Regions from separate parts of the Mus musculus genome. Here regions 1 and 2 are each linked to region 3. A link is a loop called in an ENCODE intact Hi-C map of the cell type or tissue named here. Cell type or tissue: left cerebral cortex. All regions are shown on one strand. Links, peaks and the distances in the headings refer to the core of each region. The heading gives the core; the rest is flanking DNA.

What was found. Hi-C counts contacts between places; a loop is a spot of excess contacts. Peaks named below come from ENCODE experiments on the same cell type or tissue, not always from the same donor. Only the 100,000 strongest peaks of a DNase experiment are listed, where the experiment ranks them.
Region 1: it touches region 3 in a loop (2.8-fold over the local background); 3 of 42 quality-filtered maps call a loop at or near these places.
Region 2: a loop joins it to region 3, with 5 times the contacts of the local background. A loop is called at or near these places in 3 of 42 quality-filtered maps.

Annotation. Positions count from the first base shown.
Region 1 is chr16:22,322,042-22,332,539 of GRCm38, forward strand. No RefSeq gene overlaps it. Among named protein-coding and RNA genes, the nearest start is that of Tra2b, 61 kb to the left of the region's middle. In left cerebral cortex, for the core only: no CTCF peak of the experiment used is centred there; a DNase peak (open chromatin) is centred at 5,523; H3K27ac peaks cover 895 bases.
Region 2 is chr16:22,343,106-22,353,603 of GRCm38, forward strand. No RefSeq gene overlaps it. Among named protein-coding and RNA genes, the nearest start is that of Tra2b, 82 kb to the left of the region's middle. In left cerebral cortex, for the core only: a CTCF peak has its summit at 4,231 (motif pointing right); DNase peaks (open chromatin) are centred at 5,098, 5,787 and 6,854; H3K27ac peaks cover 2,610 bases.
Region 3 is chr16:22,402,953-22,413,450 of GRCm38, forward strand. It overlaps Etv5 (ets variant 5), which reads right to left. Exons shown (of 13, transcript NM_023794.2): 6 at 9,893-10,022; 7 at 8,681-8,968. Among named protein-coding and RNA genes, the nearest start is that of Etv5, 31 kb to the right of the region's middle. In left cerebral cortex, for the core only: a CTCF peak has its summit at 4,170; DNase peaks (open chromatin) are centred at 2,842, 3,127, 3,989, 4,537 and 1 more place; H3K27ac peaks cover 2,643 bases.

The DNA.
Region 1 (10,498 bases), core at 3,034-8,033, 80 kb before region 3:
CAAAAGTTCTTTGAGAATATAATAGTTCTTGCTAATACTGTCAAAAGAAAGAGAAAGAAGACTCAAATTAATGAAACTAGAGATTAAAAGGAGATATTTTAATAGGTACTAAGGAAATTCAGAGAATTATGAAATTGAAAATTTATAAACTATAATTGGGTACAAGTAATATGATTAGGGAAGTGGGGAAAAGGCGTTTAGGGAAGAAGTGGAAAATGGGAAACTTTAGGGAAGAAGGACAGAGGTAAATACAGAAAGAGGGAGGCAGGTAAAATAATAATAAAGATATCTGAAAAAGATTATAATACATATAATTCTATATATCAATATACATATATAATTTAAATGAATTTCTCTCATTTGGGATGGCAAGGCCCCTCCAAGAACCAAAGACTACAGACCCAATAAAGCCCCCAGTACCAGGCATTAGAAGCCCTTTTGAGTTGTTGGTCAGAGTTTTTCAAGGGACTCCCAAAAATACAGATTATTGCTACTGCCTTTGGTTGTCTCCCAAAGGTAGAAGTCATTATTGCTGAAGATATCATGAACTTCAGAAACAGAGCCCAGAGACCCCTGAACTGGACCTGATTTGACCACCACCTCCCTAAGGACTAGTTTTTGTGGTAACAGAAGGTGCCATGCAAGCTTCCAGAAGAAGGAAGAAAACTACAGCCATACCCAGATGTAGTACTTATGAGCCATAACAGCGACCAGCCTGGCACAATACCCTAGGTGTGCAGTAGTGGCACACATACCTTGGTAATAACCAACAACTCTCTAATTGGTCTTAAGAGCCATTCAAGAAGAGGGAAACCATGCCTGGTACTGGGAACCTAGAGAAGTCATTGATCTTAGAGGAGAGCCTACAGCTACCACTTTATTAAGACAGCACAATCCCTAACAACATTCTAAATTGTTATCCTCATATCCACACATAAGTGTAGTCTTCACCTCTCATCAGGGTAACTTCTCTTTGCAACAGATGGAGACCATTATAGAAAAAGTGCAACCAGTCAAAATGCAGAGTTGTGGAGTCCAGTCCCAGTGGATATGTCTACAACACATTCCCCAACCTAAGGCTCAGGGAACATTGTGGAAGAGGGAGTGGAAAGATTCTAAGAGCCAAAAGATCAAGGTGTTTGCTGTGAGAATGTCTCCTACTGATGTCAGAAGCTACATTCATAAACATGACTGCCTAAACAAGAGCTGAACAAGGAAGGCACCAACAGACATTGTTGTGGCCTAGGAGTTGCTCTACAAACTATACAAACATCAATTGTAGTCAGGCAGGGATGGTTTGTTGAAGTCACATCCTAGCACTGGTCAGGCAAAGTACATAGATCAGATCGGGGGTTGAAACTGTGACATCAGACATTTCTCAGAGCAGGCTTATCATTGGAAAACCCAGGTTCAAAAGTTTAAAAGGCAAACAGGGGAGCAATATTACATTTTGGCTAATTAAATAAAGCATTATCAAATAACCTTTAAGCTGATTGGTCCTGAGTAAGGTAACCGGAATGGTGGGTGGATGGTGAACACGGTAATTTCTGAATATTGAGATAGCAGAGCATGAGTATTATAATCATAATTTTTGGCTTATTTGTAGTAATCTTCAGTGTTAGCCACAAAACCCATATTGAGCTCATACACAAGTGCAGGAAATTCTGTCTGGTGGTCAGTTCTGACTCAAGCCATAAGAGTTCATATTGACCTTTAACTTGATGGAATTTCTTAAGATTAACAAACTTCATACAGAAATTGATATGTGATCAACATAACCTTGCTCTGAGACAAGTTATTTTTCTGTGTTAATGACTAGCAGGCATGGAACAAAATGGCTACAGCTATGCTGGGGGGTGGGGGCGGGATGTCAGACAACAGATATGCCAAAGTGGATGGGAGAAGGCTGACAAGACCTCAATATACATATACACATATGCATGTAAAAGCAATAAGAAAAAGGTCATGAATTTGAAAGAAAGTAAGCGTCTTAGAATTTTCATTGCTGTGAAGAGATACCATGACTAAGGCAACTCTTATAAGGACAACATTTAATTGGGGCTAGCTTACAGCTTCAGAGGTTCAATCCATTATCATCACACTGGGAAGGATGACAACACCCAGGCAGGCATGGCACTAAAGGAGCTAAGAGTTCTATATTTTATTCTGAAGACAAACAGGAGACAACTGGCTTCTAGAAAGCTAGGAAGAGGGTCTCAAAGCCTACCCCCAACAGTGATACAATTCCTCCAACAAGGCCATACTTACTCCAACAAGGCCATATCTCTTAATAGTGCCACTCCCTGGAACAAGCATATTCAAACCTTTACAGTAAGAGAGGTGTATATGGAAGGCCTTGGAGGGAGGAAACAGAAGAAAGAAATAATGTAAGTATAACCTCAACAAAACAAAACAAAATCCTCTTCCTACTAAGCTAAAGAATCTAAAAGAAATCAATGGATTTCTAGATACATATGATCTATCAAAGTTCAAATACACGCTTAACAACCAATGGAATAAGAGAAGTGGAAAAAGAAAAAAGCTCAGGGTCTGATGGACTTAGCACAAAATCTCATCAGACTTTCAAGGAACTAACATCAATATTCCTTAAGTTAGTATCTAAAATAAAAAGAGAAGAGTACTTCTAAATTATTTTTATAAATTCAGTGTTATTATGATACCAAAACCAGATAAAACTCAACAAGAAGAAGAAGAAGAAGATTGGTAAAGGCAAATCTCTCAGATGAACAAAGAGGCAAAAACTTTAAATAAAAGATTTGAAAACTGAATTCAAGAAAACATCAAGGGGCTGGAGAGATGGCTCAGCGGTTAAGAGCACTGACTGCTCTTCTGAAGGTCCAGAGTTCAAATCCCAGGAACCACATGGTGGCTCACAACCATCTGTAATGAGACCTGACGCCCTCTTCTGGTATGTCTGAAGACAGCTACAGTGTACTTAGATAAATAAATAAATAACATAACATAACATAACATAACATAACATAAAAAAGATCAGCCGCTACTATGAAGAACCATTTCAGAAATGGTTCAACACAAATCAATAAATATAACCTATCACATGATTTAAAGACAGAAACCACATAATCATTTAATTAGCTATAGGAAAGGCCTGTTGTTGTGTCTGGCCAGTAGATCACAACCTGGGTTCTAGCCTGGAAAGGCATTTTAGAAACCTGGAAGAGAAGAGGGGCTGGGCTGTGCGAGATAAGGAAGGAACCAAGACAAAGCTCTCTGCTCAAGGTTTAATTTTTACTATTTTGGCACTCAGTTATAAAGGAAGGGGGAGGGGCCCAATTCCCGCCAAATAATCTTGGAATCCAGTAGCAGGGTGATCACGTGATGGCTTCAGAACAGCAAAGCGGCAGGTTCCAGCAGTAGGCGTGGCAGAAAGATTGAGGGGAAGCTCCACCTCTGAGCAAGCAGGTTTCAGGCTGGGGGAGGAGAGACTACAGCCTGTGACAAAATCTAATATCCCTTTATGATAAAAGTCTTAGAGATTTTATGGATACAGGGCACATACTTTAATATAATAAAAGCATTATAAAGCACGCTCACAGCAACATCATGCTAAATGCAGAAAAAGTCAAAGCATTTCTACTAAAATCAGGGACAAGATAGGGATGTCTACTCTCTCCATTCCTGTTCAATGTAGCACATGAAGTCTTACTTAGTTAAAACAATGAAGAGAGGGAAAAAAGGGGCGGGGGAGGAGAAGAGCAAATACAAAAGGAGAACCTGAAGTAGTCTAAGTGCCCATCTTTGCGGATGATGCCGTTCTATACATAAAGGATCTAAAGACCTCACTAGAAATCTTCTACAGCTGATAAGTACGTTTCACAAAGTATCAGGATATAAAATCAGCTCACAAAAATCGATGCACTGTCTTTATCTCAACAGCAGCAGCAGCAGCAGCAACAACAACAACAACATCATCATCAACAACAACAAAATATAAACCAATCAGAAAGAAATCAGGGAAACAATGGTGAGATTGCCTCAAAAAAAGGGCGGAGGAGGTAAATTTAGCTAAGGAAGTGAAACCTTTAAGAAACCAAAGACAGAAATCAAAGAAGATATCAGAATATGGAGAGAACTTCTATACCCTTGGATCCATCTGATGAATACTTTGAAACTGGCTATCACACCAAAAGCAATTTATACATTCAGTGCAACCTCCCTCAAAATTCTAACACAATTCTTCACAGAAGTTGAAAAACAAACAAAACACTGAACTTAAGTTTTAGATGAAAAATGCAAAAGAAGAAGGATAGATGTGTTGGTCTGAATATGCTTGGCCCAGTGGTGGCACTATTAGGAGGTGTTGGAGTAGGTGTGGCCCTGTTGGAGGAAGCAAGCCATTGTGGGGGTGGGCTTTGATACCTTCCTCCTTGCTGTCTGGAAACAGTTTGCTCCTGGCTTCCTTTGGATGAAGATGTAGAACTCTCAGCTCCTCCAGCACCGTGCCTGCCTGCGTGCTGCCATGCTTCCTGTCATGATAATAATGAACTGAACCTCTGAACCTCTAAGCCAGAGCCAATTAAATGTTGTCCTTTGTAAGAGGTGCCTTGGTCATAGTGTCTCTTCCCAGTCATGGAAACCCTAACTAAGAAAATAGACAAAGCAATCATGACCAATAAAAGAATGACTGGTGGTATCACTATGCCTTATTTCAATTTAGTAACAATGCCAGCAGGATACTGCAACCAACAGACACGTTGACCAATGGAATAGAATCGAGAACCCAGACGTACATAAATCTGAGTTATAGTATACTATGCTTCTACAGTCACTTGATTTCTGATAAAGAAACAAAACAAAACAAAACAAAAAAACTAGATAAAGACCTCAACAAGAGGCTGACCAAACTGTATAGCTACATGTCGAACAATGAAACTAGATCCCTACCTCTCACCCTGCACAAACTCAATTCCACATGAATCAAAGACCTCAGCATGAGACCTGAAACCCCAAGTCTGACAGAGAAGAATGTATGGAATCAGTTCAGCTTGCAGGGGTGGGAAAGGACTTTCAGAGCAGGAGTCCAGTAAGGCAGGCATTAATAGTGACAGCAAAAAGAAACTTCATTAAATGAAAACACTTCTTTACAGCAAAGGACACCATCATTTGAATGTTAAAGTAGCATAGAGAGTGGGGAAAATCTTTATCAGATATATCTGTCAGAGGTTTGATATTTAGAATATACAAAGAACTTGAAAAACTAAACACCAAGAAAACAAATTATCCAATTTAAAATTGGGTCATGGAACTTAACAGAGAGTTCTCAAAAAGAAAAAAAAAAAAGGAAAGAAATACAAATGGCTGAGAAACATTTTTTAAATGTTCAGCATCTTTAGTCATCAGGAAAATGCAAATTAAATCTACTTTGAGACTTCACCTTAACCCAGTCAGAATGGTTAAGTTTAAAAATGATAACAACTGCCAAGAAATGCTGGCACGCATATGGGGAAAGGGGAACACTTAATCACTGTTAGGGGGAGTGCAAGCTGGTGCAGCCACTATGGAAATCAGTGTAGAGTTTCCTCAGAAAGCTATAAATAGTCTACCATATGATTCACTATCATATATGTCAGTTCTGGGCATGTTCCCAAAGGATTCTATATCCTACTTACAGAGATATTTCTTCATTCGTGTTCATTAATTCTATATTCACAATAGCTAGGGAACAAAATCAGCCTAGATGTCCATGAGTGGATGAATGGATAATAAAAATAAAGCCCATATACACAATTAAATCTTACTTAGCTGTAAAGAAAATAAAATTTTGAAATTTGTAGACAAATGGATGGAGTTGGAGTGATCATTTTAAGTGAAGTAACCTAGACCCAAAATGACCACACCGTATGTTCTCTTTTGTATATGGACACCAGTTTTTGTTTTTCAAGGTTTTTATTTATTTTCGTTTTATGTGTATGGGTATTTTATCTGTGTATCACATACATACAGTGCCCTCAAAGTCCAGAAGAAGGTGTCAGATCCCCTAGAACTGGAGTTACAGATATTGCTAGCTGCCATGTGAGTGCTGGGACTTGAACCCTGGTCTTTTTTTTTTTTTTTCTTTTTAGAAAACATGTTATTTGTTTTAAGATTTATTTTATTTATATGAGTACACTGTAGCTGTTTCCAGACACACCAGAAGAGGTCATCAGATCCCATTACAGATAGTTGTGAGCCACCATGTAGGTGCTGGGAATTGAACTCAGGACCTTTGGAAGAGCAGTCAGTGCTCTTAACCACTGAGCCATCTCTCCAGCCTAAACCCTGATCTTTTAGAAGAGGAGTCTGTACTTATAACTGCTGAACCTTCTCTCTAGCCCAGGTGCTAGTTTTGCAACACTCTGGATGTGTGTGTTAAATTGGAGTATCCATAGATGACAAGGAAGTACTAAGGGGCCATAGGGGAATTTCAAGGGGATGGGGAAAGAATGAAGGTAGAATGAAAAAGGAAAGAGGAAGAACAGAAGTGTGGATGGCCATGGGGTTGCAGGGAGGAGGAGGAGAAGGAAGGAAAGAAAGAGGAGGAGGAGGAGGAGGAAGAAGAGGAAGAGGAAGAGGAGGAGGAGGAGGAGGAGGAGGAGGAGGAGGAGGAGGAGGAGGAGGAGGAGGAGGAGGAGGAGGAGGAGGGAGAAAGACCCAGCACTCAAGACTTGTGTGAGTTTTTAGGTACTCTGTTCTATGCTTCCAGAAGGTTGCACTTCTAGTCACCTGCCCAGGGAATCTTTGGATCCTCGAATGAAAGACACACACACACATTAGCTTACTTTTAATATGCAGTGTAGCTCAATGGTTGGGCACTTCTAATCTTCTGCTTGCTACCTTAGCCCTGATTGGAGAAGTGACCAGTGGCCAGTTATCGAAATCTCACAAGGCTGGTTGGCTTTCTCTCCTGCAGCCTCTACAACCATCTGTATCCTACTGCTTCATGGGTGATTTCTCCTTCTCCTCCCCTCTGTGTCCCAGTCCTCAAACTCTTAAGCATCCTGCCCTGTCTCCCTTTACCCAACCATTGGTCTCTGATATATTTATTGAATGATCAAAAACCAATTGGGGACAAGGACCTTTAGCATATGGACACACAGATTCCCGATTGAATCAAAGCATTAGAACCAATCTCTAACAAAGGCCTTTGAAAAAGTCATATGAAGACCCACTACTGCAGAAGCTTCCTTAATTAAATACATATAATACACATATATGTATACAAAAATAAAATGGATGCAAGTGGGGCTAAATGTAGGAGCCCCCAATAATGGGGGACAATGCCTCTCTGAAGATACCATAGGTTATCAAATAAAAATCCTAGTGGCAAATATGTTACCTCTTCTTGAGTTGGTGATCACTAGTTCAATAGCCACCCCTCTCTCCCAAATATTATATGATATTGCTCTTGCTTATTACCATCCAGAATTTGATAGTAAGACTATGTTGCTAGAGACACCACATATATAAGTCACAGGACAGGGAGAAATCAAGCTCACTAGAGGCTTTATCACTACTAGATATCTTTCATAGTGCTAGAAGCTTCCATGTATGATATTAAGGCTTCCATTCATGATATTAAGGTTCCCAGCACTCAAGACCTTTGAAAGAGTGATATGGGAACACACTACTGCAGTAGTTTCCTTAAATAAATGCATATACATACACATATATAGACATATATAAAATGGGTTTAGATGGGGCTACATAGAGGAGTCCCCTATAATGGGGGGGCAGTGCCTCCCTGTAAACACTATAGGTTATCAAATAAAAATCCATCTGTGAGCCCTGTGAATTACAATAGCAACAAGCTTACCAATATACATTCACTGGTGCAATAGTGACACCGTGTTGTGGGAATAACCAACCTTTCTCTTATTAGATTTAAGTCCTTCCCACAAGACAAAACTGATGCCTAGTACCCTTAATTGGTCCCAAACCACATGGCTAGCTAGATCATAGGCATCATGGGAGAACCTAACACTTTTATTCTATTAAATAGATACAGTAATAAATTATATATGTGTACTGGCTAGTTTTGTGTCAACTTGACACAGCTGGAGTTATCACAGAGAAAGGAGCTTCAGTTGAGGAAATGCCTCCATGAGATCCAGCTGTAAGGCATTTTCTCAATTAGTGATCAAGGGGGAAAGGCCTCTTGTGGGTGGGACCATCTCTAGACTGGCAGTCTTGGGTTCTATAAGAGAGCAGGCTGAGCAAGCCAGGGGAGGCAAGCTAGTAAGAACATCCCTCCATGGCCTCTGCATCAGCTCCTGCTTTCTGACCTGCTTGAGTTCCAGTCCTGACTTCCTTTGGTGATGAACAGCAGCATGGAAGTGTAAGCCGAATAAACCCTTTCCTCCCCAACTTGCTTCTTGGTCATGATGTTTGTGCAGGAATAGAGACCTTGACTAAGACAATATGTTCTTATCTTTATACCATAGATTAATACATTTTGTCATTCTGATTAGTGAGGTTTTTTCTTTTCCAGGAGATGGCAATTAATATAGAGGAATAAACTGTGGGATATTTATATCACAATGCCTTTCCCTCTAAGGCTCAGAGACCACTGTGGAAGAGGAAGAGTAATGATTTTAAGAACCAAAGAGAATAGAGGCCTATAGAATAACAGTATTTAATGGACATAACAGGGCCCTTGTACACATGAACTGTTCATCTGTAACTGTGCACAGAAAATCTGCACAAATCAGCTAGAATCCAGCATGGATCAGGGAAGGGCTCATGAAGTCCCACTCTAGCTGAGAAACTTAACAATTGATAGCTTCTGGGAGAGTCCATTTTCCTTAGGGATGTAGGCCATGCTTCACCAGTTGGTTCCATACCATATACATATAGGCCACCCTTGATTGCCTCAGTATGTTAAAAATAACAAAACAAAAGAAAAACAAAAACCCCACTTGAAGTTGTAAGGGAAAGTAGTAGGAGAAATAGGGGAGGGATCCGAAGGGAAGGAATGGGTGAGGGATTTGATCAAAACACATTACATATGCATATATGAAATTCTCAAAGACTAACTTCCCTAAAAAACAACCAAAAAAGAAACAGAACTCAAGGTTCCCCAGAACAGCAGTATTTGCATCATTAGGGAAGTTGTTAGACATTCAAATTCTCAGAATCTACACGAGAGCTCCTGAGTCCCACACTGTCAGGTGCACTCCAGCAGCCACCACCAGTGATATACCCACTAGTCAGGATCTAAAGCCAAGTGCTATGGTAGCACAAAGAAGCAGCTATAGTGTTTGGTCAGGGACAAGGAAAGCCCTAAGAAATGAACATGCCTTTGTGAAGATTTGAAAAATTAAGGAAATGGATTGAAGTAAACATACATTCATAAATAATATTTTATTTCCAGTGGAGAATTTTGATAATTCTTTAAGCAGGTAAATTGTTTCTTTTACTTACTTTCCATCCCATTTATGGTCCATGAGTATATGAACATATTTGTTTTGCTTTTGTTTTTCATAACAAGGTTTCTCTGTATAGACCAGGCTGGCCTTGAACTGAGAGATCCTCCTGCCTCTGCCTCCGCCTTCTGAGTGCTGAAATTAAAGGTGTGCACCATCACACCCCACTAACATACTTGTTTGTAACTAACAAAGATACAATTTTCTACTTTGCTTTGTTTTGGTTTTTGTAGTTCTGGTTGGCCTGGAATTTTCTAGGTAGACCAGGATGGCCTCAAACTCACAGATATCTGCCTGCTTCTGCCTCCTGAGTGCTGGAATCAAAATATATGTCACCGTGCCCAGTTATTAAATAAACTTTTTAAACACTTAGAATGGAAAATTTATCCAGGAAAACTTTGAAGTTATCTGTGGATTTATTTTCTTACCTCATAACTAATATCATTGCCTTCTAGCCTTTTTCTTTTAGAAATCATTTATACAATTGATATAGCAGTAGACATATATGTACACATAGACTTATCATGCTAGCACAAGCATCCTTCATTATGAGCAGTATTTGTATGCCAAGTCCTGCCTGGCCATGTGGAAGGGACAATACGACATGGTTCCTGCCTCTGGAATAGAGCCAGCAGGGCATGGCCTCCAAGAGTGTTGGCAGTTGCTAGCTATAAGGTTTGTTTGTATATTTTACTTTATGTTTCTCCTCCGGAGAAATGTCCTCTTTACCAAGGTTAATGACCCATGATAAGCAGAGGCAGCACAAGTCAGGGAGGTGAAGTGTGACTGTGTCCTTATCAAATGGTAAGCACTGTGACCTTCAAGATAGCCCTAAAGGCTGTAGGAAAGAACTCTGAAAACATGAGTTCAAAAATATATAATTTCTTTTTAAAAAATAAGATTTATTTATTTATTATATGTAAGTACACTGTAGCTGTCTTCAGACACCCCAGAAGAGGGCATCAGATCTCATTACAGATGGTTGTGAGCCCCATGTGGTTACTGGGATTTGAACTCAGGACCTTCAGAAAAGCAGTCAGTGCTCTTCACTGTTG
Region 2 (10,498 bases), core at 2,098-7,097, 60 kb before region 3:
GAATATCTAACTGTTTCCTTTCCCCCATTGTACAGTCACCCTTGTAAAAGGCTGCAGGACCCTCTGGGGGAAGGACTGGAGGAAGGCTATCAGCAAAACTCTTAGGTACTTATCAAAGTCCTTCTTCAAGAGGACCTGGAATTCCCTTAATTCAAGGAGCTCTGAATCGGAAAACTGGCTCAAGCCCCCTAGGAATCCAATATAGCTTTTATTTCATTCATCTGAGAACTTTTCTTACACATATCAAACAAGAATGCAGTAGGCTTCTTATCTATTTCATGCCTAGAAACACCATATCAGCTGGTACTAAAGTCATACCACCATAAACATCATTTTCCCTGTGCTGACCATTACAGGTCAGAGCATTACGGACATTGCTTTGTCTATGCTTCCCATTATTATAACTACAATCACCTTGTCTCTGTCGATTCAATGCTGTCACCTGACCACCTGCTACTTTGGGGTCCAACTAAACTCATTCCATTTAATTCATGCAACTGAGCAGTAACATCACCAACCCTAAAAGGTCTAGCACAAGGAAAGGGGCAAGAACAAAACTCTTCAAGTGTGCTGGTGACCCTCTTACCATTTTGTGTCTTACAGGATTGGTGAAGGGCATGACGTCAGGGTCTTCCCATTGTGGAGGATTAGGTTTTACAAAACATACCCACTCTAACATTGCAATTTCCCTGAGCCTCAAAATCTCTTCATCAACACTAAGACAAAGGATACCAGGCATCTCCGTTTCAATAGGCCATCTTTAGATAAATGCTTTAGCTAGCCATTCAAACAAACTTTTCATATCTATCTATCTATCTATCTATCTATCTATCTATCTATCTATCTATCTATCTACCTACCTACCTATCTATCTATCATCTGTCTGTCTCTAACTGTGCAAGCTTCCATGTTAAACCTAGAACCTCCACTGAGTGGGTCTATGTTAATCAACTTAGCCTGGTCCAGCTTTATGTTTCTCCCACTGTTATCTCATACCCTGAAGATCCATTCCCACACACATTCCCCAGACTTCTGCTCAAATGAATCAGCAAACTCATTAAGCTTGATAGTGGTGTGGTGTGCCTCCTCATGGACCACACTTTCTACCTGTGCTCTAAGAGCCTACTTAGCCTTATAGGTCTAGAGGCAACTATTGTTGGACCCTGAGGGACATCGCTATTGTCTTGCCTGGCATTTGAGAGGGTTCAAAGCTCTCAGCCTTATTAGAGTCCTCCCACACACCTCCATCCTAAGTTACAGGACGCCCAATTAATAGCCTTACTTTAGCCACTGACATCCTGAGGCTGGGACTTGAATTTTAGCTACAATTCAACCAACCTTATAATGAGGACTTGTGTTTGATTTTCTGCAACTTGAGCTCTGTGACTGCTGGAGAGGAGACTCTCTTCCAGGGCACACTCAGAAGGCTTTAGAATGTTTGTGTGCATCTGGAGCTGGCCAATGTTATCACTGAAGTCATTACTGTCCTTCACCATATTGTGAGATACAAGAAGTTGTTTAATTCTATTATGGAGCTCCTTCTTTTCCTTTGTCAGTTTATCCAGAGATGCTAGGAGCAACCAACCAGCAGCATCATTTTCCTTATTTTTCTACAAACTGTCAAAAATTTGATATACAGAATCATAAAACTCCTTTCCTCTCATAACTGGTGAATCATGATAATCAAATGCATTGTCTTGATAAATTTGTGAAATATCTCATGCCATGGGCTTTCACTACTCTCCAAGCTTGAAGGAGAGGCTTTAATAATTGTAGGTGTCAGCAGATTGTCAAACCTACTCCAAATACCTAAAAATAAAGAAAAAGTAAACTCATCCTATACTTATTTTATTCCAACCCCACGCCAATTACCAAAATCTGCATTAGTCAGGGTTTTCCAGAGGAATAAACTGAAGGACAGATAAATATAAATAAATACCTATCTAGATACATAAAGGGGATTTATTAAAGTGGCTTTAAGGCTGTGGTCCTGATAGTCCAACAATAAAAGTCTACCTGTGGAGAGTCCATTGTTGTTTAAGAATATAGTAGTTGTTCAGTCCACAAAATCACTATTAATAGATCTTTTGACTAGGAGACATATCTGTTCCTGACAGTATCCCCTTGACAGTTCAAAGAAGATATTGAGCGTCATAACCTCATATAGAGTTGCTCCAATTGTGGCAAGATAGCCTCTGGGCAAGAACTGCCCTAATTCACCTGCAATTAAAAAAAAAAATACTGTCCAGGAAAAGACACAATGCAGGATAGTCGACATCTTAGCTCTGCCAAGACACAATAAGATAGTCCTTCACAGTTCCTGCTTTACTTAAGGTCTGCTAGATGATTCTGGGCCAGAAGGCTGAACAGATGATCCAACATTTCAGGAATATGGGGACTGTCCAGGCAGTCAGTTTTCTCTAAAAATTGTTTAAGTTTTAAAAACTATGTTTTTATGTTTCCTATATATTCAGGTTATATTTAATTCATTCTTGGATCTCTGATGGGGTTGAAGACTAGTTATAGTCTCACAATCAAACTTAAGTTGTTTTGCATTAAGGAAGATGATCTAGATCTGAAAGGATAGATTTCAGATTGTAATACGGGTTAAAATCAAAACATAATTCAGGTCTAGAATTGTAAACTTTTAAAGTTAGGATCAATGTTAGAATAATATACCTAAATTGGCAAAATTGATGGACTGGACATCATTGGTGTATATCATACCTTATAGTTTACATAACTGCTATAACTATGTTCAATGTATATCTGAGAGAAAAGGCCTCCTTAATGGACAAAAGGGTGAAATGTTGTGGATTTGATCTAATGCTTGTATTATGTTAATTGAGTCCCCTGAATTGCATGAGAATCCACACATAAAATACTGAAAGTCCCTGCCCCCCAGTTGGTTTTGATTGGTAAATAAAGTTACTGGCAGCCAATGGCTGGGCAGGGAGACAAAGGCAGGACTTTTAGGATCCCTGGACAAGGGATGGGGGAGAAGGAAGGAGTTAGCTGGGGAGGAAGAAGACACCAGGCCTGAGAGGTGCAGAAGAAAGAACATAGAAGTCATGTAAGAGTCAAGGATCCTGGCCCAGAAGGGCTACAGGTCTGGGCCCGGGGCAGCCAGTATAAAATATAGGTTTTAGTGAGTGATAAATTGAGATTAACAAAAAGTACATCAACCATGTAGAGGTTAGGAAGTGGCCCGGCCATTGAGCTGTTTAAGGCATATTAAAATATAAGGCTGCATGCATGTCTTTTATTCAGGAACTCAGAACATTAGAGCGAGTAATGAGGAATGCTGCCACTACCTGGGTCGATTTGAGCAGTGGCTGTTTGGGTTCTACTACACACAGGGCTGGATGTCTTTCCTGGTCTTCAGTATATAGTGGAATCTCAAAGTACACTCTAATGACAACGAGGGAATGACTTGTCATTGAACACAACAGCAAGCAGGCAGAAACAAGCTTCCTTCTTCCATGTCCTTTATATAGGCTGCCACCAGAAAGTGTGACCCAGATTAAAGTTGGATCTTCCCACCCCAAAAGATCCAGATTAAAGGAAGGTCTTCCCATTTCAAAAGATTTAATTAAGAAATGATCCCAGGCCAGTGATAGTGGCACACTGATTTAATCCCAGCACTTGGGAGGCAGAGTCAGGTGGAAAAGTTCAGGTTGGAAAGCTCAGGCTAGGGACAGGGTATGACAGATAGGGACTGAGGGATTCTGGGTGTGATGGTTTATATATGCTTGGCCCAGGGAGTGGCCCTATTTGGGTGTGGCCTTGTTGGAGTAGGTGTGTCACTGTGGGTGTGGGCTTTAATACCCTTGTCCTAGCTGCTTGGGAGCCAATATTCTCCTAGTAGCCTTCAGATGAAGATGTAGAACTCTCAGCTCCTCCAGAGCCATGACTTCAGAGACACTACCATGCACCCACCTTGATGATACTGGACTGAACCTCTGAACCTGAAAGCCAGCCCCAATTAAATGTTGCCCTTATAAGAGTTGCTTTGGTTCTGGTGTCTTTTCACAGCAGTAAAACCCTAACTAAGATGCTGGGAAAACCTGGAGGTCCGGTCTGCTTTGATATGTAAAGTATGCATCTCTGTCCTTTGTCCCAGGACCCGAAACCAAACAATATTGTATTTTTACTCTTTATTCTTGGGTATGTGTGTGTGTGTGTGTTATGTGTAAGTGTGGTCTGGTGTGTGCAGATGCCTGAGGAGGCCAGGAGAGGGCATTAGATTCCTTGGAGCTGGAATTACAGGATTGTAATCTCCCAGATGTGGACACTGGGCTGCGTCTTTGCAAGAGCAGTACATGTTCTTAATTGCTGAGCCATCCCTCCAGCCCCCAATAAATTAATATTACTTTTTATTAATTTATTAAAATTGCTTACTTGTACAAGAAAAGTCTTGAGAAGTATAATGTTGTGTATCTTGTTTACTTGTTTGTATGTTTTTGAGACAGGATCTGGCTATGTGGTTCAGGCTAGCCTGGAATTCACTGCTGCCAAGGCTGATCTGGAAGTCAAGGTGAGTGTCTTAGTTAAGGTTTCCATTGCTGTAAAGAGACACCATGACCAAGAACATATAGTCGGGGCTGGCACACAGGTCCAGAAGTTCAATCCATTATCACCATGGCAGAAAGCATGGCAGTGTCCAGGCAGGCATGGTGCTGGAGGAGCTGAGGGTTCTACATCTTGATCCAAAGGCACTGAGGAGAGACTGACTTCCAGGAAGCTAGGAGGAAGTTCTCAAAGATCACCCTGATAGAGATACTCCATACAATTTTTCTCCAACAAGGCCACACCTACTCCAACAAGGTCATACCTCCCTGGGCCAAGCCTATTCAAACCACCACAGTGAGCCTCCTATTCCAGCCTTTTGTAATGTTATGGGGTGTGTGTGTGTGTGTGTGTGTGTGAGTGTGTGTGTGTGTGTGTGTGTGTGTGTGTGTGTGGTGCGGGAGACCATTATGTACCATTTTAAAATAACCTTTTCATTCTGGAATAACTTTACATTTATAGAAAAGCTGCAAAGATAATACAGAGAGCTCTCTAGAGCCCTCCCTGCTGTGGGTGGGGCAGATGGCGCCTCCCAGCCACACAGACAGCTGTGATTCTGAGGAGAGAGTCCTGACTCTTTCTCCACGTAGATGGCAGAATGTCTGATTGATGATCTCCTACAGCCTTCTTTCTGCCTCAGTTTCTCATTTGAAAACAGGAACAAAATCATTGTGAAGATGGAGTAAGTTCTTGCCCTGTCCCGTGAGAGCTAACTGGCCCTGAAAAGACATTCAACTCTTAGAACACAGGCTCCTCATTGGTGAGGAGAGCAATGCCTTCCCTGGGAGGTCTGAGGGAAAGGGGAGTTGCTCCGGGCTTGGCTTTTGCATTTTCTGCTTTTCCTTTATCTACCTCTCAGCCATGTTTCCTTATGCTGAATTTTATTTGAGGTGTGCAAACAGTAGGTCAAATATCTGCATGGTGTGTGCAAATGTTCCACTAGAACTCGCTCACAGTTCCTGGCCTTGTGGGGGTGTAGGGGGGGCAGGGGGGAAAGGGGAAGAGAGAAAAGGGAAGGGAGAGAAGGAGGAGGGGTAAGAGCAATGATTGGTGACCCTTAAGCACCCCACAATCTTGAGATCCTCAGCATTAAGAGAAACAATATAAGCTGAATACTTTTCTGCTAGTTGTCCCTCGCTGTTTCTGGAAATTTCCAGGAGGCGGCTTCTCCAGTACATATGTCTGAGAAGAGCCGATTTGTTCTAAAACGAGCCAGTGTGTGGGTTGCTGCGCACCGCTGCTCTCAGCACTCTCCTGTCGCCCCCACTCCTCCCAGCCCGCCCCTCCTCGCTCCTCGGCAGTTTAGGGACTGCCACCGCTGCTTTCCCAGGCTTCCTGGGACCTTTTCTTCTCCAGTTCCATGATGTCAGAGACCATGGGGCACCCGGTTTAGAGCTGGGTTTCCCAGTCTTGTCTACATTTTACTTTAGAATCTCTCGGGGGAGAGCTGAAATCCTTGGAAGTTCTGGTTGCTTTGAGACAGGCTAACACTGTGTATGCCAGGCTGGCCTTGAACTTGCCTCAGTCTTGGTGCGGGGATTGCAGGCACTGCACTACCAAATCCAGCTAGCAAGTCTGATTTAATTGACCCAGAAAATATCAACGCTTTTTTAAGAAGAGCTTTCCTGGGGATTCAAAAGTCCTAACCAGGATTGAGAACTACAGCTCTCAGCCACAGGCTTCCAGATCACTTCAGACAGAAGGCAGGAGTATTAACGCTTCCCCCAGCAGTACAGATATTTCTTGGATGAGTGAGCAGATTTGCTCATCAGAGCTCTAGAGAGGCCTTTGCAAGTCATGGAAGGTAGGAGAAAGATATGATCAATTTTAGAGCTCTAGGCCCCATCTCTAGTTCTACTGGATCAGCTCCTGTTTATCTGTTAATATATATTATTATGAGGGTTTTTGTTTGTTTGTTTTGTTTTGTAATTTTTATTTACTTCTTTTTCAAGACAGGTTTTCTCTGTGTAGCCTTGGCTGTCCTAGAACTGGCTCTGTAGACCAGGCTGGCCTCAAACTCAGAGATATGCCTACCTCTGCCTCCTGAGTGCTGGGATCAAAGGTGTGCAACCTCACCACTCAACTCTGTTAATATGATTTTAAATTAATTCCAAGTAAGATGTGTGCTATACTCTGGATCAAATATAGATGCATTTATTAATCGCAAGGTCCCCCGGTGGTGTTTCTGGGAAGCTCTGCTGCCTGTAAGAAGTCAGGGTCTGGTGTTGGGGCGATCTTTCTTTAGCCAGGGAGGAATGTGCTTACAGGGGGGGGGGGGGGGTCTGTCATTTCCTCTTTCTCTTTCTCCTCACCAGAAGAGGTTAGCAGATTGCCATGCCACAGGCTTCCTGTCACTGTGGCAGGCACCCCTCCAGGGGCCTACATGCAATGGGGCTGCCTGAGAATGGATCAGAATCTCCAAAACTATGTGCCCAGATAACACTTTTTTGTTGTTCTAGGGGCAGGAGCCACTGATGCTGACACAAGGCTGAGCGAGCTCCATCAGCGAGGAAGGGATGTTTCTTCTCATAAGCTACAGCAGCCCTAAAAAGTCAGGGAAAAATTCAACAAATACTAATCACCAAGCGAGGTTGGGATTTGTTTGCTTGCCTGCTCTTCGATTTTTGAGAAAGGGGTGCGCTCTTTCCAGTGTAGCACTGGACTGCCTTGGAACTCTATTTGGGAACCAGGCAGGCCTTGAAATCACAGAGCTCTCCCTGCCTCTGCCTCCTGACTGCTGGGATGAAAGGTATTTGCCCCCGTGCCTGGCCCACAAGTTAAAGTTTGCAATTCAGGAATGATTTCGGAGGGCTGGAGAGATGGCTTACTGGTTAAGAGCACTGGCTGCTCTTCCAGGGGACCTGGGTTTGATTCGCAAATGACTGCTCACAAGCTTAGCAACCCAGCCCCGTCTTCTGGCCCGTAAGCACCAGGTGTGCATGTGGTACTCAGATATACAGGCAAGCAGAAACACGCCTAGATGAAAATAGACCTTGGGCTGGTGAGATGGCTCAGTGGGTAAGAGCACCCGACTTCTCTTCCGAAGGTCCGGAGTTCAAATCCCAGCAACCACATGGTGGCTCACAACCATCTGTAACAAGATCTGACGCCCTCTTCTGGAGTATCTGAAGACAGCTACAGTGTACTTACATATAATAAATAAATAAATCTTTAAAAAAAAAAAAAAAAAAAGAAAGCTACCTGTCGCTGGGCATGGTGGCACATGCCTTTAATCCCAGCACTCGGGAGGCAGCAGAGGCAGGCAGATTTCTGAGTTCCAGGCCAGCCTGGTCTACAAAGTGAGTTCCAGGACAGCCAGGGCTATAAAGAGAAACCCTGTCTCGAAAAACCAAAAAAAAAAAAAAAAAAAAAAAAAAAATAGACCTTAAAAAAATAATTTCAATAGTAATCTCTGAATTTGGGAGGCTGAAGTAGGATTGCTGTGAGTTCTGAGCTAACCTGGGTTACATCGTGAGTGTCAGCCAGCCCAGACTTCAAAAGCACCAGCAAAAAAAAGGGAATGCCTACATATATAAAATTACGGATTCAGTGAACCTTTTAGCCATCCCTATTCTCCCAGCAGACTTTATTTTTGGAAATTTTTAAATTTATAGACAAATTATGAAGGCGGTTAAGGGACTTTCCACATATCCTGTCCTTAGTTTGCTCCTATTACAGAGGGCATGTCAGTGACAAACACATGTCAAAACTGATGAGTCAGCACAGATACACTAACCGAAGTCTGTACTTGTTGTTAGAGACACAGTCTGTAGTCTCCTTGTCTTCTTTTCCAGAAGCCTACAATCATGTGTCCATAGGCTCTTCTTGCTCCCCCACCTTTCTCTTGTCTCCCCATCTTTGTGACAAAGTTTGACCCTGTTAGTCCAGGTTGGCCTTGACCTTGAGATCTGTGAGCGCCCGACTCGCCAGCAAGAATGGACGCCACAATAGGATCCTTCTGCACACGTTTATTGGGAGAGCTCAATTACAGAGGCGAAAAGACCCTGAGTCAAGAAATGGTGCTGCTTATATAGGTCTAGGAGTGACGTGTCCATACCTGATTGGTTATGCTACCAGTACCTCATTAATATGTGTCGGGCCAGGCAGTGACTCGGCAAAAAACTCTTATGCACATGCGCACATTGGTTGTTTACCCAAATTCATGGGTGGTGGCCAGTGGTAGCCAGCGCCATCTTGTAATGGCGTTTTCGGCTTCCCACAGAGATCTTCCTTCCTCAGCCTCCCAAGTACCGCATGGAATCGCCAGCCAGCATGTGGAACTATACCTGGCTCTCCTCCTCTCCTGCCCCTGTTCCTTCTCACCCATCATCCCTCCTGAGCCAGTTCTGTAAGTATGGTCCTTGGGTGGTTTTCCTGTGGGCTACAGTGCACTGCTCCTGAATGCCACTGCCTTCGCTGTATTGGTGTTGGTGAGTGGGGACACTGCCGGTGGAGTTCCCGTGTTCTGGAAAGGTTGCCACTCCCACCTCCTAGCTCACTGCCACTGCAAGATGGCACACACCCATCATAAGGATTTTTATGCTACAGATATAACTGTTTAGAAAGACATTATTTTTTCTCAGAATAATTGAAGATTTAAAACAGTTATTGGAGAGGTGTATTAGGCTACTGGAGTCTGGCCAGCTTAAAAACTTTGTAAGTTTTTGTCATTCACTTTCTCTGTTAAAATAAATAACTATTTTATATTCAATCTAGTAATCATGACTTGGAATAAGTTTCCTTAATAGAGTCTGCCCAACTGTAAAAGCATTAGGCCTTTAGCTTTTCCCTTGGTGAGTCCCCAGTTTCCCCTGGCTGCTTATGTAAGTTGAAATATGAAGTCTAGGTCTTCAATAGTGAATTGAGACAAAGGCAAAATTGGAGGAAAAAGAAAGTCAGGGCATCAAGATGACCCAGTGCACAAAGGTCCCTGCTGCCAAGTATGGTGACCCAAGTTTGCATCTCCTGCCCCACATAGCAGAAGACAACTAACTGTAGGAAGTTCTCCTCTGACCTCTACACCTTCTCTGTGGTGTGTGCACTGACACACACACACACACACACTCATGAATGAAGACTTGAACATACATATACACACTCACACACATACATACACACACTCTTGAACACACATACATACACATACACACACACACACACACACACTCAAATTCTTGAACACATACACATTCTTCTTTTTTTGTTGTTTTTTTGTTTTGTTTTGTTTTTTCGAGACAGGGTTTCTCTGTGTATCCCTGGCTGTCCTAGAACTCACTCTGTAGACCAGGCTGACCTCGAACTCAGAAATCCACCTGCCTCTGCCTCCCAAGTGCTGGGATTAAAGGCGTGCGCCACCACTGCCCGGCACACACACACATACATATATACACTCACACTCATGAACACACATACATACATACACACACACTCTCATACTCTTGAACACACATACATAATACACACACACACACACACACATAAGAAAGAAATTCATCAATCAATCAATGAAAATTTAACCATCTAGCTCAGTGCATGAGTCGGGACTTCTGATACTGATCCTTTATAAACAGACCTTTGCCAATAGTGTAGCTTCAGTTGTTATATTTATTTATTTTTAAAGATTTAAAAAATGTATGTGTATGAGTGCTTACCTGCATGTATACATATGTACTATGTATGTACCGAGTGTCTTCAGAGGCCAGGAGAGTGCATCATATCCCCTGGGACTGAGGTACAGTCAGCTGTAAGACATCACCATGTGGACGCTGGAACCAAACCCAGGTCCTTTGCAAAAGCAGCCAGTGCTCTTAACAGCTGAGCCATCTCTCTAGATCCTTCCATTGTTTTATTTAGTATTTCAATAAGCACATGTTGTTGTTGTTCCTTCTGGGTGCTCAGTCACAGTGTTCTACATTATATTCATATTCCT
Region 3 (10,498 bases), core at 2,142-7,141:
TGGAAAAACAAAAACAGACAAACAAGCAAACAAAGAAAAGCAAAAGCCTTGTTGGAGGAAGTATGTCATTGGGGAGGTGGGCTCTGAGGTTTCACAAGCCCAGGCTAAACCCAGGCTCTCCAGGCCTATGGGTCAGGATGTAGCTCTCAGCTACTTCTCCAGCACTGCGTGCTTGCCACCACGCTCCCTGCCACAAGGACAATGGACCTCTGAAACGAAAAGCAAGCTCCAATTAAATGCTTTGCTTCGTAAGAGTTTCCTTGGTTATGGTATCTCTTCACATATAGAACAATGACTAAGACAAACAGGAAAATGAGTGAAGAAATACTAACATATGCACTAGTAAACGTAAAATGTTTGCTTTCAAGTTAGACATAGCTGTAAGAACTAAAAACCAGCATGTTAACAGAATAAAAACAGACACATTTATCAATGGAATAGAATGGAGGACCCTAGATTAAGTCCCTGTTCCTATAATACCTGAAATTTGACAAATATTAAAAAAAAAAAAAAAAAAAAAGTCAGGCGTGGTGGCTCACTCCTTTGATCCCAGCACTCAGGAGGCAGAGGCAGGCGGATCTCTGAGTGTGAGGCCAGCCTGGTCTACAAAGTTAGTTCCAGGACAGCCAGGGCTATACCGAGAAACCCTGTCTCGAAAGAAAAAACAAAAACAAAACACACACACACAGAGAAGAAAAGACAACATCTTTAAGAAATAAACAGCGCTGGTCAAACCAGACAGCTCCATATAGAACGTTTCCCTTCCCTCTCACCCTGTACCCAAATCAAATGGATCCGAGATCTCAATGTCAGACCCCAAACTCTAGAAGAAAAAGTAGGGAGTACAGGTCTGGATTCAGGCTTAGGTAAGGATTTTCTGAATAGGACTCTGAATGATCCAGGAAATCAGGCCATCAATGAAAGTGGGACTCCAGGAAATTCAAGTTTCTGCCCTGCAGGAAGCTATTGTTGACTGAAAAGGCCACCTGTTAGGTGGTACCTGCCAGAGGATTAGTATATACAATATACTAAGAGCAAAAACTAAACGAAACACCAAGAAAACAAATGATCCCATTAAATGTGGACTAGAAGAACTACATGCAGCCAAGAGCGCTTCAAAGCGTCCTCTCCTTAGCTACAAAGGCAAACTACATTACTGTAAGATTCTACCTCACCCATCAGAATTGCTAAGATTAAAAAAACAAAAGACACGCTTCTTTTTAATAGATTTAACCAAGTAGTTGGACTTAGATTTGAATCAATCTGTGTCATCAGGTGCTAACAGATTTCTAGAACATCAAGACTTAAGCCAGAGATCTGGGCACAGATAAAACTGCCCGAGATCAGCATGGAGCATGAACTGCTCCTGGGTAAGTTTTACTATCCTCCTGCAAGATACACCATAAAAATCAAAACAAGGGCTGGTGAGATGGCTCAGTGGGTTAGAGCACCCGACTGCTCTTCCGAAGGTCCAGAGTTCAAATCCCAGCAACCACATGGTGGCTCACAACCATCCGTAACAAGATCTGACTCCCTCTTCTGGAGTGTCTGAAGACAGCTACAGTGTACTTACATATAATAAATAAATAAATCTTTAAAAAAAAAAATCAAAACAAAACATGATCATAAAAATCAAAAACACAACATGATCCCCGAGCAATTTTATACATGGGTGTCCTTTTGTCCAAGATACAAAAGCATTCCACTTGCCAGCCCAACATTCTGAACACATTCCACCACAGTGAATGTCTTAGCTAGTGCAGACCTCTCACTTCAGCAGAGACCTGAGTTTAAAGTCGCTGCCATTTCAAGTGACCAACTTTCAAGGGTCTCTCGACAAGTATACATTTGCAACTTAGGCTTGGGCTTGACATTCTGAATACAGGCATCAGCCACAGGCTCACAACCTGAAAGAGAACCTTCCAGAAAAGCACAAAGATACCGCAGAGGCTTTATTCTTATCAGCTGCCCATACCCCTGTGCCATCATGTTAGCACCTTCAAAGGTGACCCGTACCACTCAGTACTGTAACAAGAGCCTTGGCAACTGGATCGACCAATGGTCTCCTGCTTCTGGTTCGTGTTTGCCGTCTCATCTTCCAGAATGTCGGCCTGGGATGGCCTCTTTAGGAAAGGATACTTCTACAGGAGCCCTAGCCAGCAAAGAACCTCCCCATCTCACCCCCTTTGCCCCCAACTCCCCAGTGTCCTCTCTACTGCACAGTGAGCCCCAGGATTCATGAAGCCAAAGCCTGGATGCGTCTCAAAGACCAGGACAGAATCTTTAACTGGCATTGCTCTGCACTGCACTGGAGAGTGGCAAAGGAGATCCCGGGCAGGTCACAAGACCAACCTACCTGGGAAAAAGAATGGCTCAGAGCCCGCTATTTTTTTTTGCTTGCTATTTGCAGAGATTAATGAAGTAATTCAGCCCTTGTCCTCAAAATACATCCTGTGAACTTTACTCATAGGCCTTCTACTGAACCCCCGTTCCCCTCTCAGCAATCTTTTCGAAGTATCAACGAATGTGTTGTCCAGATAAACAACCATCACCAAGATGCTGCTGGGACCATTCCCAAAAGAGCAGCAGCTTAAGTTGACCAGTCTCTCTTCCTCCACCCCACCCGCAACCCCAGTGCAGCTCATTAGTAACGAACTCACATTTGGCGAGCAAGGGGAGACAGACGACGGAGCAAGGCTTCCAAGAGCCAGCTTATTTAAAGGAAAAATTATTTATTTATCTGTCAGATTTATATAGCTAGCGCCTTTCCTCTCAAGAGCACACCCACGCCACCAACATTTGGTTTACGTTATGAAAACTGTTAAGATTCTTTTTCTGCATTTCCTTTCTGGCCTCAGCTGCCAACACACAGCGTAAACACAATGGTAACAGAAATAAAAGGGGGGGAAGGGAGAGATTCAAGGCAGGGCATGCGGTGTGTATGCCTGGCAGGTCAAACAGTGATAGTTCAGAGGAGGCCTTCGAGACGATCCCTCAGATTCAACGAGAACCACACCACACACTTAAATCTCACTGTTGAGAGAACCTGAAGCAAACCAGAGAAACAGCAGAGGCAAATCCAGAGCCTGGCTCTGAGATCAGAACAAGCCAAGCCAAAAGCTGGCCTTCTTAACTACTGACTTCCCGCGTGACTTTTACATAATGGCTCGGAGCCTCCATTTTCCTCCTTGGCAGAATGCGGAAGACCAGGACACCTGCCCCAAAGGTCTGTTACAGCAAGTCAAGTTCTCAATACACAAGGACTTTCAGTCTCCCAGCCAAAGTCCCAAGCTGCACAATGGTAAAGACCCCCTGGGTCAGGAGATTACCATATGCACTAATCAAAGTAAGATCCCTGAGCCAAGAGACAGATTGTTGGGTTTTATTCTTGAGTGACTCAGCCATGCCTGCCTGGAAGGTGCTGCAGCCCTCAGCAGGAGGCAAGGACAGCATTCACAAACAAGCCTAAGTCAGACCAACAGTAAAGGGACAGGAAGGCCTTTACTGTAAACCCTGTAAAAATGAAGCAACTGGAATTTCATGGCTCTCCAGCCCACAACTGAAGTTTCTAAGTTGTGTTTTTAAAAAATCACTCTTTATTATGTGGGTATATTACAATGGGGTGGGATCGCAGGAGCAGAGCTCAGAGGACAAATTTTAGGACCTACTTCAGCCTTTCTCATGGCTTCCAAGGACAGAAGCTCAGGTTCTGAGGCTTGGGTAGCTAGAACACACTTGATATTTCAAAGTTAAACTGCAGTCAGTGAAATGGTCCAGCAGTGCACACAGGCATCTGAGTGTGACCAGCAGAATTTGTTCTCCAGAACCCACCCGGTAGGAGATGCCTAACTCTGTTGGCGTCTGACATACAGAGGCACCCCACCCCCAAACTCCCCAAAATAAAATTTAAAGTGTGAAGGAAAGAAATGCTAAGTAAAATACAGCTAGGCATGGTGATGCGGCCTGTGGAACTGTGACACACGGGAAGTACCCACCTGGTGTCTAGCACTCCTCACCCCTAAATAGCAGAATTGGGGTTCAACTTCAGGGCTTCTTCAGTCTGTATATGAGTCACAAGCCTAGAGTTTAATATATATACACACATACATACATAGTTAGTATTTTTACTTGTGTGTAGGTGCCACTGTAGGCTGCAAGAGGGCACCAGATGCCCCTGGAGCAATTATGAGCTGCCTGTCTTGAGTCCTGGGATGAGAACTCTGGTCCTCTGGAGAACAGCAACCACAAAGCCATTTCTCCTGCCTCCCTAAACCGTTCCTACAACCAGCACCTTTCAAGACTCTACTGATGACACCTAAGTACAAATTATACTAGTTAGTCCACGTACCAAAAAAATCCTGGTTTTAGAAACTAAGAAAAAATTGTTAAAAAAAAAAAAAGCTTGAAAGCTCTGATAGCAAACACTTAAAATAACAAAAACGTCACAAACCATAACTCAGGCAAGACATCTCCAGGAGGGTTGTGTAAGTAATTGGGACTGAGGTGGCTGGCTGTCTAAATGGGTGGACATTTACAGAAAACAGAACCATGCAGGCGAGAAGGAGCGAAGCTAAGACAGAGCTGGTTCTGGAGAGTAGACGTTACTTGCTAGGGCTTCCGCAGTGTCTGCCAAGGCTTCAGTGTGCTAAACAGTCCCAGTATAAAGACATCCTCTACTCATCTGATGAACACAACCTCAGTGCGGACCCAAGGAAAACCACCTCATTCTCAATTGCAAATTTGATGCAGAGGTCCTAAGTAAGTCAGAGAAAGTAAGTTCAACAATGCCGATGACCGGCCATAGAGCCAGGGCAGGGCGCAGGGGGCAAAGAGCACCCACCAAGCCTGACAATTTGAATCAACCCCTCCCCCCCAGGGTGGAAGGAGCCCACTGACTTTTTCAAGTTGGCCTCTGACCTCCATATACATTCTGTGTCACACAAGCACAAAACCCCATACATTAAAAATAAACAAAAAATAAGATACTAAGCAACAAACAATGTCAGAAGAATACATGGACAATATCGTTTAAATTAGCGTAATACACATTATTAAAGGAAAAATAATTTGATCATTTCTTTTCAATAGGTAAAAGCATTGTCTGATAATTTTCAACACTGATAACTTTTCATGAAGGGCAGAGGAGATCTCCATTAGTTTGACAGAGGAAATACAGACAGACAGGCAGATAGACAGACAGTGAAATGCTAGAAACTAGCTTTCAGAGTCAACTATCAGGAGAAAGTTACCCAGTCTGTCAAAGAAAGTTTCATTAAGAATCCAAGCAAATTTGGCTTTAGACCCCAAAATGAACCCACACAAAGCACGTTATTAGCCAGACCCACGATGAGGATGCACACAGTCTGTCTTCCAAGCTGAGTTAGACTGTGACTCAGTCAACCCTTTCCTGTAACAACACAAGACCTGGAGGGCAATGGTGAATATATGACAGTTTGTCCGGGATGGACTCCAAGAGGAAGTCGGTCTTGTAACCTATCAAATATCATAGTTTCTGTGCTATCGAAGTTCCAGAAAACAGCTCAAACCAGGCTTTAGAGGCCCAGACCACACGGCAGGAGACAGCTCTCAGTGAGTTAGTTGGTCCTTTCCTCAAGTCCTGACTAACATGGCCATGCTGGCAGTTCATCATGTGGTTGACCTATGCCTGGGTATTTCGTTCCACCAGTGACTGAACATCATAATATGGATGCTCTTGCGTACTACCCAAAAGCAGTTTTGTTTTGGTTTTCTACTATAGGGACAAAAACAAAAACAAAACACGTATAACCATCAAGATTGGTCTGGCCAAAGGAAAAACAGAGCTCTCATGGAGTATAAATGGAACACGCTGTAGCACGCCAAATACATGATCCCCTCCCACACCACGTGGGAGGAACCACCAATATAAATCACTGCTTTCAAATGCAGTATTTATCTTCCAAAAATAAACTGAGTTGTTAAGAGTTATATAGGCAGATTACATGGAACACCAAGAATATACTCTGACTATGGTTATTTTAGCTGTTTAAAGCAGGGCCACAGCAAATGGCCACCACTATCAACAAACACAGTGAAGGCGATTAATCCCGTCTAAGGAAAAAGATGAAGACTCTGAACAGGTCAGGCCTACCCTGAACAAAACAAAAGACCTCTTGTCCCATGGGCTTAGAGGAAATAATGCTGAGCTCCACAGACATTGCCATTTCAGAGGGGAGCAAAGTTCAAGGACCAAGGGCACTCAGCTTTTCAAGGATCCTCGTGGACATTTGCAATTCAGAGACAATCAAAAGGTATTTCAGGCTTTGCTCTCTCACTGTAAAATTAAAATACAAGGACAACAAACTTCTGCTTTGGCTGGAGAGCAGGTATTCCCTTTATCCTACAAAATAACCTACATTAACAAGGGCATTAACAAGGTGAGGTAAAGAGCCTTCCTCACAGTGTATCTAAGTGACAAATGATAGTCCCACCCAAGCTCCACCAACGCAGACTCCAGTGGAACTAAGGGCCTACGAACACGTGCGCTTGCACGCGCGCACACGCACACGCGCACACACACACACGCACACACACACACACACACGCATGCACTCGGACACCGTGTGAGCGGACACAGAAGGTCAACTTCAGGTGTCGTCCTTCAGGCTCTGTCCACTTTGGTTTTTGAGACTGGACCTGGACCTCATGAAGCAGGCTAGGCTGCCTGCCGAGCAAACACCAGGGATCTGCTGGTCACTGCCTCCTCAGCATGATGAAGAAAGGCAGGAAGCTCCATCCCTAGCCTTTTCACAGGGGGATCTGAGAATCCAACTTTCACAGCAGGTACTTCAGACGGAGCAATCCCTCCCCACTGGAGTCTGCGTTTCTACCTCCACGTCCTGCGATGTGTGTGTGTTTGTGTGTGTGTGCACGTGCACAGTGCTCTAGGGGAGCCCCAAGTACCCCATTTCTGCTCCTAGTCTGTCATTTTAGAAGCCCACACGCTACCTCACCTTTCACCCCAGGTTTCTAGAGTTTCTGTCACCTCAAAAGGTCTTGAACCATCATACTACAGGCCAAGGGAAAAGAAACAGGAAGTTGAAGACGGATAGGCCACTTCACAAAAGACTCATCTGGAAAAGATACCGATGTGCTTTCCCTCTGGACCTGAGGGCAGACAGTCATAACTCCTGGGGACCTGAATCTCCTTTCTCCAGGGTAGGCAGCCAGGAGGCTTGTCTGTTCTACAACTGATAGCCGGTCTCCTCTATCTGCCAGCGTTACAGTGTTGCAAGACAAGGAGGCCAGCAAGATAGTTAGTTCTCCCTCAACCCCCGACCAATTCATATAAGCTGCCACACTGCTCAGGATAAGAACCAAGGGCTGGGAGGAAAGAAGTGCTAATCAAACAGATTTAACAAAGCAACTTCCCTATGCCTACATTTGCCAGGCATTTCAAATACCTGAACTGAAAATTCGCTACAGCATCCTCCCACCCCCCATCAAGAACCCCTACAGGAAATCAGTGACGCCCTTTAAAATAAACTAGTAAAAGGAAAATGGCAAAAGCCCACCAACTTTTGAACCCAAAATCTTGGTAGTTTTTTTTTTCCATAAAAATATCAATTCTCTTGAAAAAGAACAAGGTTATGAATATATATGATACTGCCAAAGCCTAGTGGCAGCTGTTTGATTTTTTTTTGTTTTTTTGTTTTTTTTAGATGCGCCCTCGGTGGCAAGAGAAACTCATGAACCAATGTCCCTGCCACGTTACAAATCTCAGATACCCCCCAAAATGGTGATCACCTCTGGGGCCCTATATAGCACAATTGCTGTTCTGTGGTTCTTGGCTTGACCGTGGAAAAGACCATGAGCCAGCTATATCATGCAGGTTAGACAAAGTGGGGACAGGACCATAACCAAGCAAAATAACCTCCAGACAGACCCTGGGTAGAACCATCTGGCCCTTCTCTTCTCCAGGCCCCCACTCTCACCTACAGAGAGGTGGTTCCCATCCTACTAACACCATGATCAGTCACCATATCTCACTATCAACACAGATGAGGAACAGCTGACACGCAATGAGTAAGTCCACACCTGGCCGCATTTCCAGACTATCACAATGAACATAGAAAACCGAATCCCTCTCTACCTTTACTTTTGATGAAGGAGGACTCCAGATAACCATGATGTTTCAACTGTTAGAAATATAAACCAACCTACAGGGAAACCGGGAAGTTTCTACCTCAAAAAAGCAGATGTTATTACTAACATTCTTAGTTCACTATGCTAAAATGTGAATAATAATGGCTCCCATAACTCAGACTCTTCCCAGAATGCAAGTAGAATAATAATAATAATACCATGATTAGGAGCAGCGTAAACTAAAGCTCAGTTTTACAGGCTGTATCTCATGAGGAGCCCAGAAATTGGTGGGTTGACTGTGCATCTGGGCAAGCCATCCCTCCACCCAGGCTTCCTAAGGAGGTTACAATCCTAGAAACCATTCTGAGAACCTCCTGAACAGGGTGCTATATAACTAGCCCATACCCACAGTACATCTGCAGTCTCACTTCACTGATGTGTCAGTGGCGTTAGTGGAGTAGGAACTTTCTAGGTACCTGGCCAACATGACTAACTGCTTCTCTCTCCCGATGAGAAAAGGACATGAGAGAGTAAGTTAGTTCAGAGTGGTACCCACCTCTGTTCTGATGGATACTGGCTTTCAGGCATCATCTTTGGCATTTGCAGGGGCTGATGTGGTGGCCGGGGGACCGCAAATGTTTGTTGCTGTGATCCAGGTTCTGGAAGTGAGTGAGGAGTCGGGGCAGGACCCACCCCTTGAACTGGGCCAGCTCCAGGGGTGAGACCTGAGGTGGGCAGAGTTGCCTGAGGTGGGGGAAATAGGGAATTCTGATGGGTGGGTGACAGAGGAGTGGCGGGCGGGGTTAATGGCTTGAACCCAGAGGGAGGCTTCCTATCGTAGGCACTGTAAAGAGACAGACAGAAGGATCCATTAAACTCCAGGGAGGCATTTGCATAGTAACCAGGCCCAGCAGAAAACCAGTTTGCAGCCCATTGTTGCCAGGAAATGACGTCATTAACACGGTGAAATCGCTACAGCCCAGGGGAATATTTGTACCTCGGTAATGTGACAAACGCGGGGCGTCAAAGGACTTGTTTAACACTTCTTGTGATTTTTCTCCAAGATAATTTTAGCTTCTGCTTCCGGTTTCCTTTTTCCCTCCTTCTAAAAGATCTGTGTGTGTGTGTGTGTGTGTGTGTGTGTGCAGGGGTGTATGGGTGAGGCTGGGAATTTATGGGCCTTCTCTGGTCCCCTCTCCAAAATATTCCAGGGTTCCTATAAATTGGTCAAAAATCTTTGTGGAAGGTAACAGTGCTTAAATTAAACAAGCCTTCACTGGTTCCAGGAAGATCTGCGTTTACCTTTAAGTGCAAAGAATGATTAAAATTCAAGCCTCATTCCTGAGGCCTGGATATTCTTAAGTAAAGGGCACAAGCATGGGGGCCTTTTTTGTTTATTCTGATTTTAAGATTATTTCCTTGCCGCCTAAAAGTTCACATTAACATATATGATAGACGGGAAGACTGTATATCACCTGCCTCAAAGCCACAGATCTGATGGCCCAGCGTTCCAGGCTCTTGCCTTAGCGGGGATGTCTATGGCTCCCTGTGGAGCCATGGCATTTTAATGAAAGTTTTGCCTTTCATGCATAGCATAAAATGGGCTCAGTGGAATGAGCTAGACCTAGAAGCTTACACCACAGGGCGGCGACGCTCTGCCCTAGGGCCTGATAGATACTTCTGATGCTGTGCCCAGAGCCTTTTTCTGCAAGGCTCTCCATGCCATCCACCCACCCCCGCCACCCTAGGTCTCCACTCCAATCCTTACCAATAGTTGTAGAGGCACTTTTCTCCATACTTAGCACCAAGAGCCTGCTCGTGGCTACAGGACGACAACTCGGAGGAGGGGCTGTGCAGCTCCCGTTTGATCTTGGTGGGAGGTGGAGCATGAAGCACCACTGAAATCAGAAGGGGGGGGGGGACAGCATTTATTCACTAAATCACTCTTCTTCCCACAAACTTCCCCAGCAGGTAGCTCTTACAGCTCAAGGTCAAGAAAACCCGCCCCACCTAAATATGCAACCTTTTGTTAAAAACCGATTAAGGTCCCTCAGCGGAATGCTTGCAACCTAAGCGCTTAGGGTGAGCTTGTGGCTAGCCTGAGATACATAGTGAACTCCTTAAAAATCACCCCAGGACATTTTAAATGAGGGCCCTCCCAGCCCAATTTCTTTAATCATGAGTCTTGTTTCCCAGTTTCTGAAGACTTGAAAAACCCCAAAGGTGCTGGGCAGTGGTGGCACGTGCCTTTAATCCCAGCACTTGGGAGGCAGAGGCAGGTGGATTTCTCTGAGTGTGAGACTAGCCTGGTTTATAGAGTGAGTTCTAGAACAGCCAGGGCTATGAGGAGAAACCCTGTCTTTGGGTTGGGTGT